2 separate regions of the Mus musculus genome follow, and region 1 is linked to region 2. Evidence: chromatin loops called from intact Hi-C (ENCODE). Cell type or tissue: heart. All regions are shown on one strand.

Region 1 (8,000 bases), 78 kb before region 2:
GTGGCTGTATGGCCTGCACTGTGGTTTACAAGTCATGGCCCTGCCTATGTCCTCAAGGGTATTGAGCACTGCTCCTCCTTAGCCAACTGTTGATACATGTGAAAGAGCCATAGGAAACAGCCTGGCGATTGCCAGCTGGGCAAAAGACCCAGCTAGAGGAGAGGATCATGTGACTAGGAAACAGAGATAAGTTTCTCTGGTATACTGCTTCTAAGCCCCAGCAACATTGTAACCAGTTTCAAAGATTCATTGTGTGGATCTGTTGTGTAACAGCTTCCTTGTGGTTGAGACATTCCATCCTGCTGGGAAGCTCCTGAAACAGAAAGGTAAACAACTCAAACTAGTTTCAGGAAGTCCCTGAAACTGACCAGATTCACCATGCCCCTCTCTACCAGAGTAAGCAATTGAAGTTGAGAGTCCCGCCCAGAGGAAGTGACGCTGATCTACAAAGAAGATTTTCAGAGGAGAAAAGCTACAAAGACTTTGAGAGCAGACCAGCTGCCTCGAAGAAGGGAAGGGGAGATCAGACCGACTGCCTAGAAGAAACAGAAGCCAGGCTGCCTCTAAGAGTCACTTAGACACTTTGCAATCTGACTGTGCAATAAGTTCCAGGTTCGCAGCTATGTGAGCTGTCACCCATGCTGGGCTGGGCCTTGGTGATGCAGCTGTCTTTGAGTCATTTCTGCTCCTGTAAGTAACCTCTCACTCATATTTCTTTAAGTAGCCCCAATAAAATTCATTGGTTCACCAAGTAGGGCAGGAACCATAGTTGGTGTCTGGACAGGGACCTGAGAGAACCAGAGATGAGTTAGGGAAGAGCAAGTGCATGGTCCTGGATAAGAATAGCAAGGCCTGAAGTTGTGACGCCTGAGATGGAGCTTCTCTGGAGGAAATTCCAATACAGTTGTCATTTCCTGGATGGTGGGCGTTCTTGTGCCTTTGCGCTATAAGAGTGGTTGTATTGTTCTTGCAGTAGGTAGTGAGACATACAAGTAAGGCCGAGCCATCAGGATTAGGAGTGTCTGTAGGAGGCAGTCTCAGAATAGCAGCCTTCATCTGTGTGGTATGGGTGGCATGCCAGCTAGATGACTGGAGTTCCCTGTGTGAATGTGGAGACACCCTGAAAACAGTTAAAAAAAGGTAGAGGGAACGTTACGGTCTTTGAGGTTAGTGCAGCCGAGGAGGCTGCCTGGCCAGTGTTGTGCTCAGTTAGAAATGTACTTGAGGCCAAGATGGCGGCCAGGCAGGGGCTTGTTGTGTAAAGGCGTTGTTGCAACAAGAAAGAGAGATGTAGCCAGTATTCTCTGTTAGCTCCTGATTTAGCAACTAAATTAGATAAACAGGAAGGAGAGATGGTAAAAGCAGTAAAAGATAAGTCCAACCTTTAGTAGAAAAAGAGAGGAAAAATCTGTAATCTAGCACGTAGACGGGGCATTAATGTTGTATCAGGAAATTGTTAGCACTTGAATTGCTAGCATTAGGGAAGGCTTTTCAGCAAGTAGTGAGAGAGCCTGACCTTTGAGGCTGAGGGACACAGGCGCTGGTGGGAGCAGTCTAACTGCTGTGGAGGCAGAAAAACTAAATAATGGAACTCCCCATCCTCTCCTTAATTAAGGCAAAGGCTGTATAACCCGAGATAGTATGAAAAAGAGCAATCCCTGATGGACCGGTTTATCAAAGCCATTAAGAGCATTTGGAAGACCCCATAAATATCGGGAGCTGGAGGACCATTGAGGAGGGTCAGGTGTTGGCTGTATTTGAACCCTAGCTCACTGGGCCAGACAGAACTCTGTTTACAGAGGAGTTAAACAAAGGTTGATCCAGAAGGGATCAACCTCAAGGCTAGTATCAAGCTTTAATGGCTGAGTCCTTTGGTGGAACAAGATCTTTATAAAGCAGGAAAGGCTTTGGCAGATGTCAGTGACTTAGAACAGCATGTGAGGAACGTCTTCAAAGTAAAAGAGCCACCCAGAGGAGATCATTAAAAGGTAAAGTATGTGGCAGGATTTATGTTGAACTAGGGTTGCTAAGGAAAATCTGATAGAAAGGCATTGTGTGCTAAGGAGCATCTGCCTAAGGAGAAGACATCCTTGACAGAATACAGATGAAGCACAGCAAGCCTGTCCCAGGAGTGGGTGATCCCCCAGACCAAGGAGGGGACACAGCAAAAGATAAAGCTGGGGTGTAGACTGTTCGCCCAGCTAGAACTGCCCCGACAACCAGGGATGGTGAATGGGAGGCTAGAGGCATGTGCCAACCCAGGGTCACTCTGACCTAGTGAGTCAGAGGTGCAGCGGGAAAGCAGGGCCACATTTACCTTTGGCCTTGAGTATGTCTGAGCAGACTAAGTCAAATCCACTGAGTTGATCAGGTGTGGAGAAATGTAGGGAGGCTCCCAGAACAGGCTCCAGGTCATGTAAACATAATAGTTCAGAGAGAATCGCCAAGGATTACAGAGAACAAATTAAGTTAGCACCTCCTATCTATGTGTATTAGTCAGGGTTCTCTAGAGTCGTAGAACTTATGGAATGTCTCTCTGTATTGAGGGAATCTTATTGTGATGACTTACAGTCTGTAGTCCAACTAACCCAACAATGGTCAGCTGTCAATGGGAAGTCCAGGAATCTAGTAGTTGCTCAGTCCCACAAGGCTAGTTGTTTCAGTTTGTCTTCTGTAGAAGTAGGTTCCAACAGATGTGCTGGCAAGTAAGTGCAAGCAGTAGAAGAATGAATCTTCCTTCTTCCAAAATTGTTATGTAGGCCTCCAGCAGAAGGTGTGGCCCAGATTAAAGGTGTGTACTACCCACCACGCATGGATCTGGGACTTGCCTGGTCCCAGGCTGACCTTGAACTCAGAGATCTCCTTGCCTTAGTCTCCTGATATTAAAGGTGTGTACTACCTTGCCTGGGCTTAAGCTTTTCATGGCCACTACCACTCAAGATCTCCATATCAAGATCCAGGTCAGGAACTTGTGTCTTCAGCCTCAAGATCTGGATCACAGGTGAGCCCTCCCTACTCTGTACTGTAGTTCATTCCAGATATAGTCAAATTGACAACCAGGAGTAGCCATTACACTATGCTTTGTACCTGACCTTGATCTTTGGAGGAAGCAAATGATACAAATGGATGGAACCTGTCCCTGCTGTATTAGACCTTACTCCTTTCAACTCCTGGTTGGATGCCAGACCCTATTGCTGAAGACACTGCACATCCGTGCTTTGACTTAGAACATGGAGAAATTAAGCTGGGTCTGAACTGGAAACTTGCGTCCTGCTGACTGGTATTCATAGTGCCAGAGGGGTCTGTGCCAGCTGCAGGTGAACTGTCAACAACATCCCTGCTTGGGTATGAACTTTGTGTACTAAAAATACCAACACACAAGATTGCATGTGCCTGCTTGTGCAATAGTGGCTTGGCTGTTGTGGGTCAGACCAACATCCTTCTGATTGGATCTAAGGCCAGCTGCACAAAACCAGATTCAAGCCTAGTACTGGGAGCCAGAACAAAACCTATGGCTGGGGAGGTCAAAGGTTCCTCTGGGGAGGCAACTTCTGCTTTTTTTTTTTTGTTTTTTGTTTTTTTTAGATAGATGTGATGTGCCTGTCAAATTGCCTTCTAAACTTGTGTTTACGCCCATTATCAGCCTCTCTCATAACCACTGGAGAGCTCCTGAGATCAAATGGCTGTTACTATGATGTGGTGGCCTGCTTCTTAGTCATAGGTGGATGGATGTCTATAGTCATCCCCTCCAAGGCTCAGGGATCATTGAAGAAGATGGGACAGAAAGAATGTGAGAGCTGGAGGAAGGCGCCGAGTCTTGTGTAGCAGTTTCCTCCCAGATTGAAATATTTCATCCTGCAGGGCTGCTGCTTGTCTCTTTTGCTTTCTGGCTACTACAAGGTGAACAAGCTTCCTGTGCCACACACGTCCACTATCACGCTATGTTGTGCTGCCACTGGCTTGAAGGCACATGTGCCAAGTGACTGTGGAAACTCCTCTGCCTTCTCAGTGGCTTTTCTCATTTCTCCTCCTTCACATTAATGGAAAGCTGACAAACAGCAGTGTGCTGGCTACTTTTATGTCAACCTGACACAGGCTAGAAACATTCCAGAACAAATAATTTCTTTTGAGGAGGAAATGGCCCCCACCAGATTGGTCTGTGGGCAAGTCTGTGGGGAGCATTTTCCTGATTAGTGATTGATTTGCGTGGTCCCAGACCATTGAGCAAACAGCGCCCCTGGACTAATGGTTCTGGGTCTATAAGAAAGCAGGCTGAGCAAGCCATGGAGCAAGCCAGTAAGCAGCACCCCTCCATGGCTTCTGTGTCAGTTCCTGCCTCCTTCCAGGTTTCTGCTTTGAGTTTTTTCCCTGACTTCCTTGGATAATAGACTGTGATCCTGAGCTGTTTGCTGAATTAAGCCCTGGTTTTGCTGATAGTGTTCTGTCATGCCAATAAAACACACTGCTACTCAGAACAATAAGATAACCCTGAGACAGGATGTGAACTAACTGTATTGAAGGGGTGTGAGGAAAATGGCCTTGAGAATAGATGAACGACTCCCCCTGGGGGTGAGTGATTGTGCCAGGCTGAGCTGTGCACTCACAGCCCTTCAGCCTCATAAGACGTAGAACTCAAACTTTTTCCATAAGCATGGAGACAATACACATGTTTGTGTGCCTTAATCACACTCTGCCAACACATGCAGACAAAAATTGCTTCTAACTTTAGAAGGGTTAGGAGCGATAAAAAGTTGTGGAGAGAGCACAGAAAGCCCTTGTCTGCCCCAACCAAGTTTTCCTTAGTAGTAACATCTTAATGTTATGATCCATTTATCAAACCATCGAGCTGGTGCTGGCATAGTAATTCGGAACGTCCTTTGGCTGTCCTAGAGTCCCAACCAGCTTTTCCTATTATGCTAAATTATGCATCTCCCAGGCTCCTTTTGGCTGAGACAGTTTCTCAGATGTCTTTGTGTGTGTTGTGATGCTCTAACTGAAAACCTTAGGTTAATTAATTAATTATTAATTAAAAATTTTATTTTGTCTGCATGGGTGTTTGTCTGCATATATGGCTTTGCACCATGTGTGTGATGGATGCCTTCAAAGGTCAGGCAGGAAGAGGGCATTGAACCCCATGGAGGGTGTTAAGTCTCCATGTAGGTATTGGGAATTGAACCTGGATCCTCTGGAAGACCAGCCAGTGCTTAGATATGATTCTAGACCAAGAGTGGTTCAGTTACAAAAGTGCTTGCTGTTTAAACACGAGGACCTGTATTTGGACCCCAGATACTCCTGTAAAAATTGTATGGAGTGATTCGTGCCTGTATTCCCGGAGCTTCTGAGAACCAGTTCCCAGGGTTTCACTGGCCCTCCACCAGCCCAGCAGAATCCATGAGCTCCATGCTCAGTGACATACGCTATCTCAAAAATAACATGGAGAATAATCGAGGAAGGCATCTGCTATTGACCCCTGGCCTCGGCAAAAGAGCAGGCAAATGTGTGTGTGGGGAACACAGAGATCAATTTATTTATAAAGAGGAGAAGTGTATCCTTGTACAATTTGGGAGGATGGGATACCCAGGATCCAGGTGCTGACATCCGGTGTGGCTTCTTACCGCACCTTCACACAGTGGTAGATTCCAGAGAATCTACTCTTGGAAATCCTTTAAAGATCCATTTGGAAGGGGCTGTTTTTATGATGGAACCACTCCCAAAGCCCAACTTCCAAGCGTTGAGAGGGGCGTGGCGGTGTGTTTTATAGAGTGGCGGCTACTGGGATTTGGTGATGCTTTCGAGTCTGAGGAGGAAGTGGCTTTCCATGATGCCCTGAGGAGGGTATGTGATGCCATGACCTGAGCTTGTGTTCCTCTTGCATCCTGAAGAAGTGGAGTCCTGTTTTACCTCCTAAAGGGTAGAGGATCTAGCTAAGAGTCATGACTGTGTGGAAGATTTCTCTCTCCCTTTTTCCTATTTATTTATTTATCTATCATTCATTCATTCCACTACTTAATACTTACTTACTATACATCCCTGTGAACACACAGGTGTTTATTTTCTACTTGAGGTTCTAGTCTGGGAGTACAGGGTGGGTGTACTGTCTCTCGGGTGTTGTCCCGATTTCAGCCATGAGGAACCTCATCAGCTGGCTCCCACTGCCTTTGACATAAGTCCATCATGTGACCTCATCATGTGATCTTCCTTACTGGTTATTTTCTGGTACTACAAGGTGCTCCAGGCTCACCTTGTGCACTCAGTGTCATCTGGCTGTAAAGTTACTCCTGGTTCATCAAGTCTGCTTTACCACCCACCACCTGGATCATGACCCACCGTGACAATCACTGATCTGTTTGCCCCCATCCCATGTTAAAGAGAAAAGTAGACCTCTCAAAGAAGAGGCAGTTTAACTAAGACCATTCTCATGTAGCTAGGACTTTATCTTTGACCCTTCCTAGAACTGCGTATGAGCCGATGTCCCCACTGAGGACCAGGTTCAGCCTAGCACCATCTCTCCCAGGTTGTTGTGTGAGATATTCAGATGTGAATTCCCCTGCATGTGCCCAGGGCAGGGTTGGCAGAGAAAGAGCTGCTGGTGCGTTCTCTGTGGAGGCAGCTGAGATAGATGTGTGCTGTCTGGCCTGAACAGGATTTTATAATGTGAACACATTGCAAACAGACTCTGACTACTGATACTGAAGCACTTGGAGCAGGCTTGCCTACATGACTGGCCTGGCTTCCCTGGGCAGGTGGGCCAAAGAAATGCTTTGGATTCTAGTGTATTCTTTTGAGCGCACCTCCTTTCCACCAAAGAGGGTGACTTCAGGAGAGATGTAAATGCGCGCAGCAAACCCTTCTGACTTCATCCAGCGAACCTCAGAGAGCCACCAGCGCTGAATTGAACAGGTGCACATTCAGTGTTCTCAGGCCTGAAGCAGCTTGGTGTTAGGATCAGGCATAAATAACCATTATACCAGGGACACTTTCCTGTTTTAAATTTAAATTTAATTTCATGTGTATGTGTGTTTTGCCTTTAAGTGCCTGGCAGAGGCAAATCCTTTGGACCTTGGATCACAGATGGTTGTGTGCTACCAAGTGGGTGCTAGGAATTGAACCCTGATCCTCTGGGAGAGCAGTCCCTGTTCTTAACCATCTCTCCAGCCCCCGACATTTTTTTTTTTTTTTTAGTGAGGAAATAATATAGCCACCCGGAAGCTCCTCAGATTCAGAGGCTAACACAGGGCAGGCCCATTTGAATATTGATTTTCTTCATTTCAGAAGACTCTATTTATTTTATTTATATTTTTATTTTATTTATATTTATAATCAGGTGTGGGCTATCTGGCTGAAAAAAACTAATCCTTTAAAAGTTTTGAAAGGAACGAGGAAGCAATAATGTCTGAGGCCATTTGTTTGCAAATGACAGACGTCCATTTAGTGTCAGAACAATAAAAAAAGCGTTTGGTTTATGTTGCTAAGAAATTCTCAGTTGCAGCACTCAGGAAGCAGAGGCAGGCAGATCTCTGAGTCTACAGAGTGAGTTCCAGGAAGGCCAGGGCTGTACAGAGAAACCATGCAGAGTAAGACTGGCTTCAGAGCCCGAGCTCTGCTGCCACAGACTGTCTGTTTTCATCTGGGTTTGTCTCAGGCAGGCTTTCCCCTCTTAAGTGCCTCTTAGCACACGGGAGCAACGGTTGCATCTGTCGATGTTTATGGTCTGTTGATTTGTTACCTGGGTCATGGGTCTAATCCAAATTGTTGGGAGCAGGATTATCAGGGAGGTTACTTGCCAGGCAAGGGTCATGTGTGTCCTATAGAACTAAGGAAAGACTGAGACGGAAGTATCAGAGTGGAGTGTTTGCAGGTCATTTGTGGTTGTGACGGATACTTGCTATTGACAGAAGGAATGTAACTTCAAGTCTTTCCTTCCATAACGTGTTTAGTGTAGATCATTAGGTAGGTTAGGAACTTACAGGAACCAAGAATTCTCAGTTCAGGATTTCATA
Region 2 (8,000 bases):
CTTGAAAGGGAGAGATGTGTTCCTGAGTGAGTCTCCCCATGGTGACTCAGCTTGCTCCTGTCCCCCACTGTCCCTGGGCTAATCTTTGGTGGCATTTGAGCATCCTCCAGGTCACCCAATGAGAGTTAATTTATGCAGCCATTCACTGATGCTTCACTTCAGAAACCACAACAAGTCTGGTACAGTGCCAGAATCTATAGAACAGCTAGGTTGACTGGGAGAGAATTTACCAAGCTTTGCATGAGGAAGTAAAGGTTGAGGTGTTGACATTTTCATTTGAGTATTGATCATGCTAAGATCCAAGCCAGGTGTCGTAGCGCATGCCTATAATCACACTACTTGAGAGACTGAGGGAGGAGGATAGCACGTTTGATACAAGCCTGGGCCCAAGACTGTCAAGGAGAGGGAAGAAGAGGAGGTGAAGGCAGTCATATTGATTTATTTAATATAGTGGCACTGAGTTAGATGAGGTTCCTTATTAAAGCGTGGAGTAGCCACAGTGCAGGTCATGGGAAGAACTCGGGTGCTCCAGGGAGAGTACGTCTTCCCCGCTATGCAACGCTTGGCTCACTCCCGAGATGCTTGAGCTGCAGCCTTGAGCTGAGCCGGCTCTTTGGCTCCTGCTCATGGAAGAGAAAATCTACTCCAGTGATTTGATGATTCCAAAATGCTAATGGCAGTCAAGATAGCTCAGCCACTAAAAGCGGTTGCCACACAGGGCTGACAGCCTGTGCTGAATCCCAGGGACCCAAACAAACAAACAGCCTGGGTGTGATGGTAAGCATCTGTAATCCCTGTGCTCCTATCAGGAAACGGAGGCAGAGAGGAGAGAATCACCCTTGAACGCTAACGAGTGTAGAGTATGAAGTGCGGTAGAAATGAGAGAGACCTCGCTTCAACACGGTAGAGAGCATTTACCCCTGAAAGTTGTCCTCAGGCCTCCACACGCACCGTGTGGCATGCATATGCTCACACACACATCCCACACACATAGGCACACAAGAATAAATAAAAGCAAAACAAGTCTAATGGCCCAGAAGTGACAGCGTGGGATGTAGGACAAGGCTGAACAGAAGGCACCTAGACATTGGTATTAGTGGAGCAATGAACATTGCCTGCCTTCCAGAGGACACGCAGAATAATCTGGTTTGCCCCTGGATGCTGGCCTTGGCATGAGGCTAGCCATATTCCCCTCTGTACCTTTCACAGGGGTAGCTGAGTCAAGTGTCCTGGCACGTCTCTGACCTCGCTCTCTCCTTTACCTTGTGCAGTTTGGTTGATTACTGGTCTCCTAAAAGAGAGGTGCATAATTCCCCCTCACAACCTGTGAATGCACACTGTTTGGAAAGGAGGGCCTGAGTAGATGAGGTTAATTTAAGGACCTTGAAAAGGACAGGGCATCCTTAGTTGTGTGAAGGGCCCTAAATTAATCAGCAAGAAGTCTGCCCAGGAGAAACACAGGGAGGACATGATATGAAGGTGGAAGTGGGCATGGTCATAGCAACAAGCTGAGGGGTAGCGGAGAAGCTGCAGCCTCCAGAGACCAGGATAGCCCAAACTGTCTCCCCTCCAACCTCCAGAGAGAGCCTGACTCTGCCTACACCAGGTTTGGGATTTCTGGCTTCCAGCAGTGTTGAAGAATTTTAAACTTCAGCGATGGGTGGTCATAGAATAGGTCTATGATCCCAGCACACAGGAGGCTGAGAGAGGAAGAGCCTACATTTGAGGCCAGCCCGGGCTAAATATAGCAAGACCTCATCTCAAAATCAAAACCAGAGAGAGATTTATTGGTTGAAACTTAAAGCCACTAAGTTGGTGGTCGTTTGCCATGACAGCCTCAGAAAATTAATTCTCTCTGCTTAGAGTCCAGCTCAAGCTCTTAGTCCAAAGGCATGACACCTTGGAACAGTGCCTGTCTGAGCCCCAGCTACAGTGTGTGACGTCCTCATGTGGCACCTACAGAGTTCCAACCTGTGATGCCTTTGCATTTCTCATGCGTGTCATTGCTTGGTGGTGTGTCTCAGCTTTTCTTGGGGGAGGGGTGCACTTAGTGTGAGGACTTTGTGTATGGGAGGGTTTGCCATTTTAAATGCCTGTGACCTACGCCTGTGATTCTAAGTCACGTGTGCAGCATTTCCCAGAAGGTACTTCTGTTTTGGTTACAAACTTCCATTAGCTTTCTGAGCACCCTGAGATGGAGACCAGAGAGCATGGGTGTCTAGCGTAGACGTGGGTCTCTCGAGAGATACCAAGCACTGTCACTGAGTGCCACTGTGGCTTCTCTGGGTAGAGTCTGCATTTTTTTTTCTTGCCAGTGCTCAGATACCACAGGGCACTGTATGCCACACACACGCAAAAAAAATTTTTTTAAATCAAAAGGTAATAAAGATAAATAAAAAAAGAATGTTGCAAGATAGAAGGAACAAAAATGTCATACCTTCTTACTGTTGGCCCCCAATCCATTCACATGGGCTGTTCAGGGGAGTTCCCACCTGACCTGGTGAGTTAGCCCAGTCCTGGTCCCCCAAAGCCTCTCAATTTTGTGACCCCACCAGGTAATTGATGTCACTTAAATTCTTTGGCAGAAGAACTCAACAGGTGACCATCATATCCTCCTTCAAATATGAATTTCAAAACAGACATTTCATGGCTCTGGGGGAAAGTCCTTGAGGGCAGAATAGGTTCAGTGTCCCTGGGTAGGGAAATCCATGTCTGTCTGGGTGTGTGTGGTGGGGCAGGGCCGGGAGGTGGGACAGGGGCTGAAGGAACTCCACTGAGTCCTACTGCACCTGTGGATGTTCTTGTCCAGACAATATGTCCAACAGCAAGATTCCGTGTGTGAGCTGCAGAGCCCACAGATATGTCCTGTTGCTTAGCAGTTATGTCTTGGGCAAGCTACTTTGGACTTTGGTGATGGTCCCCTCTGTGTGATGAGGACACACAGGACACTTCACTCCCTTCATTACTGTCAGGACCGCCATCATAAGAGCTGTGGACACCCACCACACCATGGTAGGCTGCTGTCAGGCACAGTGTCTCATGGGTGTCTCCATCATTAGTAATAGCTATTCCTCCTCCAAGGCCTGCTTACAGAACAACATTTGTGGGGAACGAGGAAATGTGTAAGGGTTGTTTTCATAGCTTGTTAAACCTTTATACTATTTGAGGAATATTTAGCAATATCAGTAACTTCCAAATATATCTGAGGAGCCTAAAAAGAGCTAAAGTAATTATAGCCATAATGCCAAGCGAGTCATCAGCTGGCTGAAGACAGTCGTTGTGTGTGTGCTTTGGATTTTTAAAATGGTGTTCCAATTGTAAAACTGCCTGTGGTCAGCACAGTTGCAATAAGCATGTGTCTCTTCTTTGGAGACCCAAGGCGATTTCAAGCAGAGCAGTGGGACGGCCGACAGCTCTCTTGTTCTCCCCCCACCCCCTTCATCCTCAGCACTGCCTCCCATGATTTCTGAAAGGACTTGGTGACTAGAAGTCTTCCAGTGAGTCTGTGAGGTTCTGTAACCTGTCAGGTAATAAGTCTAGGAGCATTTGGGGGCCTGGATCCTCTGGCGATTTCTCTCCCAGCTCTGTACACCTCTGAGATGGGAGAGAAAGGCCGGTGCCTGTTGGCATGCCGTGACTGAGGATCCCCAGTAGCCTTCAGAATCAACATGGGCTCACCGATGCTCATCCCCTTCTAGAATCTTCCATCCTGAAGTCAGGTTTGTACTTGAGGTGATACCATTGAAGCTCTGCTTCCCAGAGCATGGGTTTCTGACATGATTTAGATGTGCTCTTAGAGTTCGTTTATTCTCACCTCTCTCTTTCTCTCAGACTTAGCATCCTTTCTGTCCTCCTAGGCCAGGCTCCATCAGCCTTTGATGGAGCACTGCCTCTGATGGAGCACTCCAGAAACTAAGGAGTACTCTTCCCTGAGCAGCTATGCCCCTGTTGATTGATTGTTAGATGGTCACCTGCAGAGCTGGACTCTACACATCAGCCTGGTTTTCTCCTTGGTGTCTGTGTCCTTTGGAGTTCTTCAAGACAGCCTGGTCCCTGGTCTTCTGGAAGTGGTCCAGCCAATGACTAACGCTCAGCCCCTCCCCCACCCCTGAATTGGGATATGTGTCCACAGGCTCTCCCCTCCCCAGCCTGTGAACTGAGATGGGTGCTCACAGGATCACCCAATGATTTCCCTTGCATTTGGCCCTCACACACCAGTCTGCCTCTGAATAGTTTCCTCTCTCTCTCTCTCTCTCTCTCTCTCTCTCTCTCTCTCTCTTTCTGTTGCTCTTTGCCCTATTGGCACTTGTAAAACCTTCGCTGAGAGACGCTTAACAAAAGGCAACTCCAGCTCATGTGATTGCAGTCTAAGTATACAGTTGGTCTGACCTCAGAGTGGTTGTTCTGCTGTCAGGTACTTCCACGTGTCCATAGAAAAATCGTGAAAGGTGGTGCTACTGACCTTTAGCCTGTCGTGACAGGTTTTACAAGATCAAAATGCCTTTAAACTCACTGATGATGTGTGTAATCAGCGGCCGCGTGAGTTAATGCTGGACGTTGCCCTCTGGGTTTTAAAAACCTGGTAAAGTGATTACAGACTAATTAGAACAACCTGCTCTTCAGTCCTGCCAGATCCCTTTCCACACTTCTCAGCTGCTGGAAGAATGGAAGTTTCAGTCGGTTCTATTTCTGATATCACAGTCAGCCAGGGGAGCTGAGAACTGGGCATGTGCGAGGGGCCTGGGAGCGGTGCAGCGTGCACACAGCTGTGCTGGAAGGAAGGCAGCAGCGCTTGCGATCCGTGCACTCAGCACTATGGAAATGAACTTGGCCCACTCAAGAGCATGAATCAATGCCTAGCCGCCTTTCTAATCACAAAGCAGCTTCTATCTTGGGCACTTTTTAGACGTTCTGTAAAATAGACTGAACTCAACGCCAGATGACGGCCAGATCGGCCTCGTTTGGGCTTTTGCAGAAGTCTTGAGAAATTGCAGCCACATTTCTCTCTCTGTCTCATGGTCTTGATGACCTTTCAGCCTGATCCATGCAGGATGAGACATTAACCCTGCATATTAGACTCAGTATTAGGCTCAGTGAGCAGAGTTAGCCATTGCAGGACCTTGATGTCTGTGGTGGCCCAAATCTGTCCTGTAGTGTGTCTCTGGTATTCACCTCACTCAGGGTGCATTCCCTATCTTCAGAGCGGCATGGTATATGGAGGGCACCAGGTGCCACTCCTCCACGGACCCTTTAGTCTGGAACACTGGCTCCTCAAATTTATTTTTTATTACATTGGTTTGTGTTTGTGAGTTTCTGTGTTTCTCTGTGTGTATACACAGGTGTGTTTAGGCACACACATGTGCACATATCCATTGCCCTGGCACATGTGCGGCGATCTGAGGACAACTTCCTGGGGTCTGTTCTCTTCTCTCATGGCTCTTCTTCCAGGGCTTGAACTCAAGTTTTTAGGCATAATAGTCACTACCTTCATCCACTGAACCGTCTCCCAGCCTGCGTCTGATTTTTCTGAATACCACAATGAGTGGGCACTCAGTGCCCTTTCCATAGACTCTTGCTGTCAGACTTGCTCAGCTGATATTTACTGAGGACACAGATGATAATAAACAAGACTGGTAAGGCAAGGAACCCACATTCTAGCTGGAAAGGCATGCAGAAGAAGCTAGGTTTTCATTCTTAGTACTTCTCTTCAAAAGAGGGAGGGGCTTTCTTCAGGGAAGAGAAGGTTTTCGTAGAAATAGAATTTCACCAGGGAAGGAGGTTAGACAGGAGTTCAGGCAGGAAGGGGGAAATGGGCAAAGGGTTAGCAGCAGTGAAATGCACGGGCTGATTTCTTACACACTTGTACGCCAGTGACCAGAGAGCTAGGAGCTCTGAGCAGGCCCAGGGCTTCTGAGCTCCTTCTTCCAGAGTCTAGAGGTGGGCCAGGATTCACCCGCAATGTCCCCCCTTACCTTGTTCACTGGAATGTACACATCTAAAGATGGGAAAAATAACACTTTCCAATGAGGGCAGAATAATTAAAATCTCGTAGGCTGTGCCATGGGGTATCTGTGGCACTTGGTAGCTTGACCACAGCAGGAAATATACCTAATTCTCTTCCTCACTTTCTACCTTAAAAAAAAGAATCCTAACAAACCTGCGGTTGAAGGGTTGAAGGCCTCAGCCTCATCATAAAGTGTGTCCACTGTGATGTTAGCCACGGGAACAGTTTCTCTGACTCTTTCAGCACATTTATTAATATCTGCTATGGACTGTTTTAGGTCAGCGAACTGACAAAAGGCTCATGACTGTGTGGATCCAGAACGATCTCTCCAGTCCTTCTGTGGTGTTACAATATTCATTTATGTGTTTCCAACACCCCCGTATTTAGTATTCCTGTGACTCCGGGGGAATGTTATGAACTGTGACTGCAACTCAACCCTTTCCTGTGAAGCCAACGACCTAGTGTCCTTGACTTGATTCGAGAGTTTAATCTATTTTCTTGACTGGAGACTGCACCAAATCCCACGTAGAGAATCCTCTGAGTGGCTACCCCGTATGCGCCACGCTGCTGGAGTTGTGCACAAGGTGAAGAAGATAGTCTCTATGGTAGTTTGGAAAGAAAATTTGAGCTATGGGGCTCAAATGCAAAATCAGCAACTTATGAGCTAATTAAATGATAAATTACCTGGTAGTGCACAGTGACTACTTTACCACTGAGTTGACTCCTGCCGAGCAGACTTAACGGCTGAGCTGAGCTGTTTCTAGGTAACTGACATCAAGCAGGTCCTTATTTACAAAGATGTCTCATGGCACTTGCAGAATCTTTCTGGATGTGGGACACCCTTGTCATTGTGCCAGGCTGGGGATTCATTCAGAAAGTTTCTTATTGTCTTTTTGTCCCTTCACTTGAAGCTGAGATGCAAGAGACTTCTTCCCAACGCTGTCAATCAGCAGTGCCCCAGATTCCCCAGCCTCCGAGGGAACAGCTTCAGGCCACTGTCAGCCTCGGAGATCGAGGCTGCATCTTAGCTGTCACCAGCTAGCTCAGCAGTGACTTAGGAAGAAGCAAGCATTTGAATGATGAAGACAGGGCCTACAAAGGGCCCTTGCACCTTCTCTCCCAGCCAAGGAGAGCCTGCCTTTTCTTCATGGGGTAAATCTGGCTTTTCTGCTCGCCAGCACTTTCAAGTTCTTAACCTTGGAAGAAGATGAAACCTACAAACAGATGACATTTAGCAGGAACATAAATACATGCCCTTCCTCAATTGTTGACTTGAAGGGAGAGCAAACCTACTATAAACCCCAGGGAGGAGAAAACCCTATCTCCAGAATTCTGGGGTACCTCCTTTCTCACCAGAGTCAGTAAAGCCACGTTTGAAATTCTGTTCTTCTTTCCCATTCAGCCATGGGTAAGACCACATCTACGTTTCCCCTACTCTGGGAAGCATGGAGTAATGACTCATCCCTCCTGGAATTTGCACTGAGTGCAACTGAGAGGAACGGAGCAGACGTGGCGGCTGTCCTAGAGTTAGTGCTCTGTGCTTTGCCTTTTGCCTGGGAGTCTGAGGACAACTCGGAAGGCTGATCCACTTGAGTGCTTTCTATAGGACTGGCCGAGGATTCTTATGTGATGGTACCACACACACCCATCTTTCACAAGTGCGGGCCTATTGTATGTAATCTGAAAACAGTCATTTGACCTAAGGACACTGGACACAATTCGAATGTGTGCCACAATATAGCCTTCCGGGAACATGAGCCTGTAGCTTTTGTTCCACAGCTAGAGTTAGTTATCAGGAGCCTCCTGTTCCCAAGGCAGGAGGAAATGGGAGGTGCTCTCAAGGGGCTCAGCCTCATCCACACTACCACGAGCAAGGGGAAGTCCTTGGAAGAAAGGTTTAACACTGGAGTGATGGAGTCAGGGGGTGAAGGAATGCTTTCCTCTGGAGGAGCGGCGTCACTGTGGGGCCTTAGAGAGTCACAGCATTGAAACGGGT

The links. A loop is a pair of places that touch in the nucleus more often than their neighbours do. Peaks named below come from ENCODE experiments on the same cell type or tissue, not always from the same donor. Only the 100,000 strongest peaks of a DNase experiment are listed, where the experiment ranks them.
Region 1: it touches region 2 in a loop (2.4-fold over the local background); 4 of 42 quality-filtered maps call a loop at or near these places.

Annotation. Positions count from the first base shown.
Region 1 is chr6:50,433,399-50,441,398 of GRCm38, reverse strand. All of the region lies in intron 1 of Osbpl3 (oxysterol binding protein-like 3), which reads left to right. Among named protein-coding and RNA genes, the nearest start is that of Osbpl3, 19 kb to the left of the region's middle. In heart, a CTCF peak has its summit at 4,584; a DNase peak (open chromatin) is centred at 3,378.
Region 2 is chr6:50,355,015-50,363,014 of GRCm38, reverse strand. All of the region lies in intron 3 of Osbpl3 (oxysterol binding protein-like 3), which reads left to right. Among named protein-coding and RNA genes, the nearest start is that of Gm52900, 23 kb to the left of the region's middle. In heart, no CTCF peak of the experiment used is centred here; DNase peaks (open chromatin) are centred at 4,114, 4,614, 7,514 and 7,834; H3K4me3 peaks cover 354 bases; H3K27ac peaks cover 3,912 bases; H3K27me3 peaks cover 479 bases.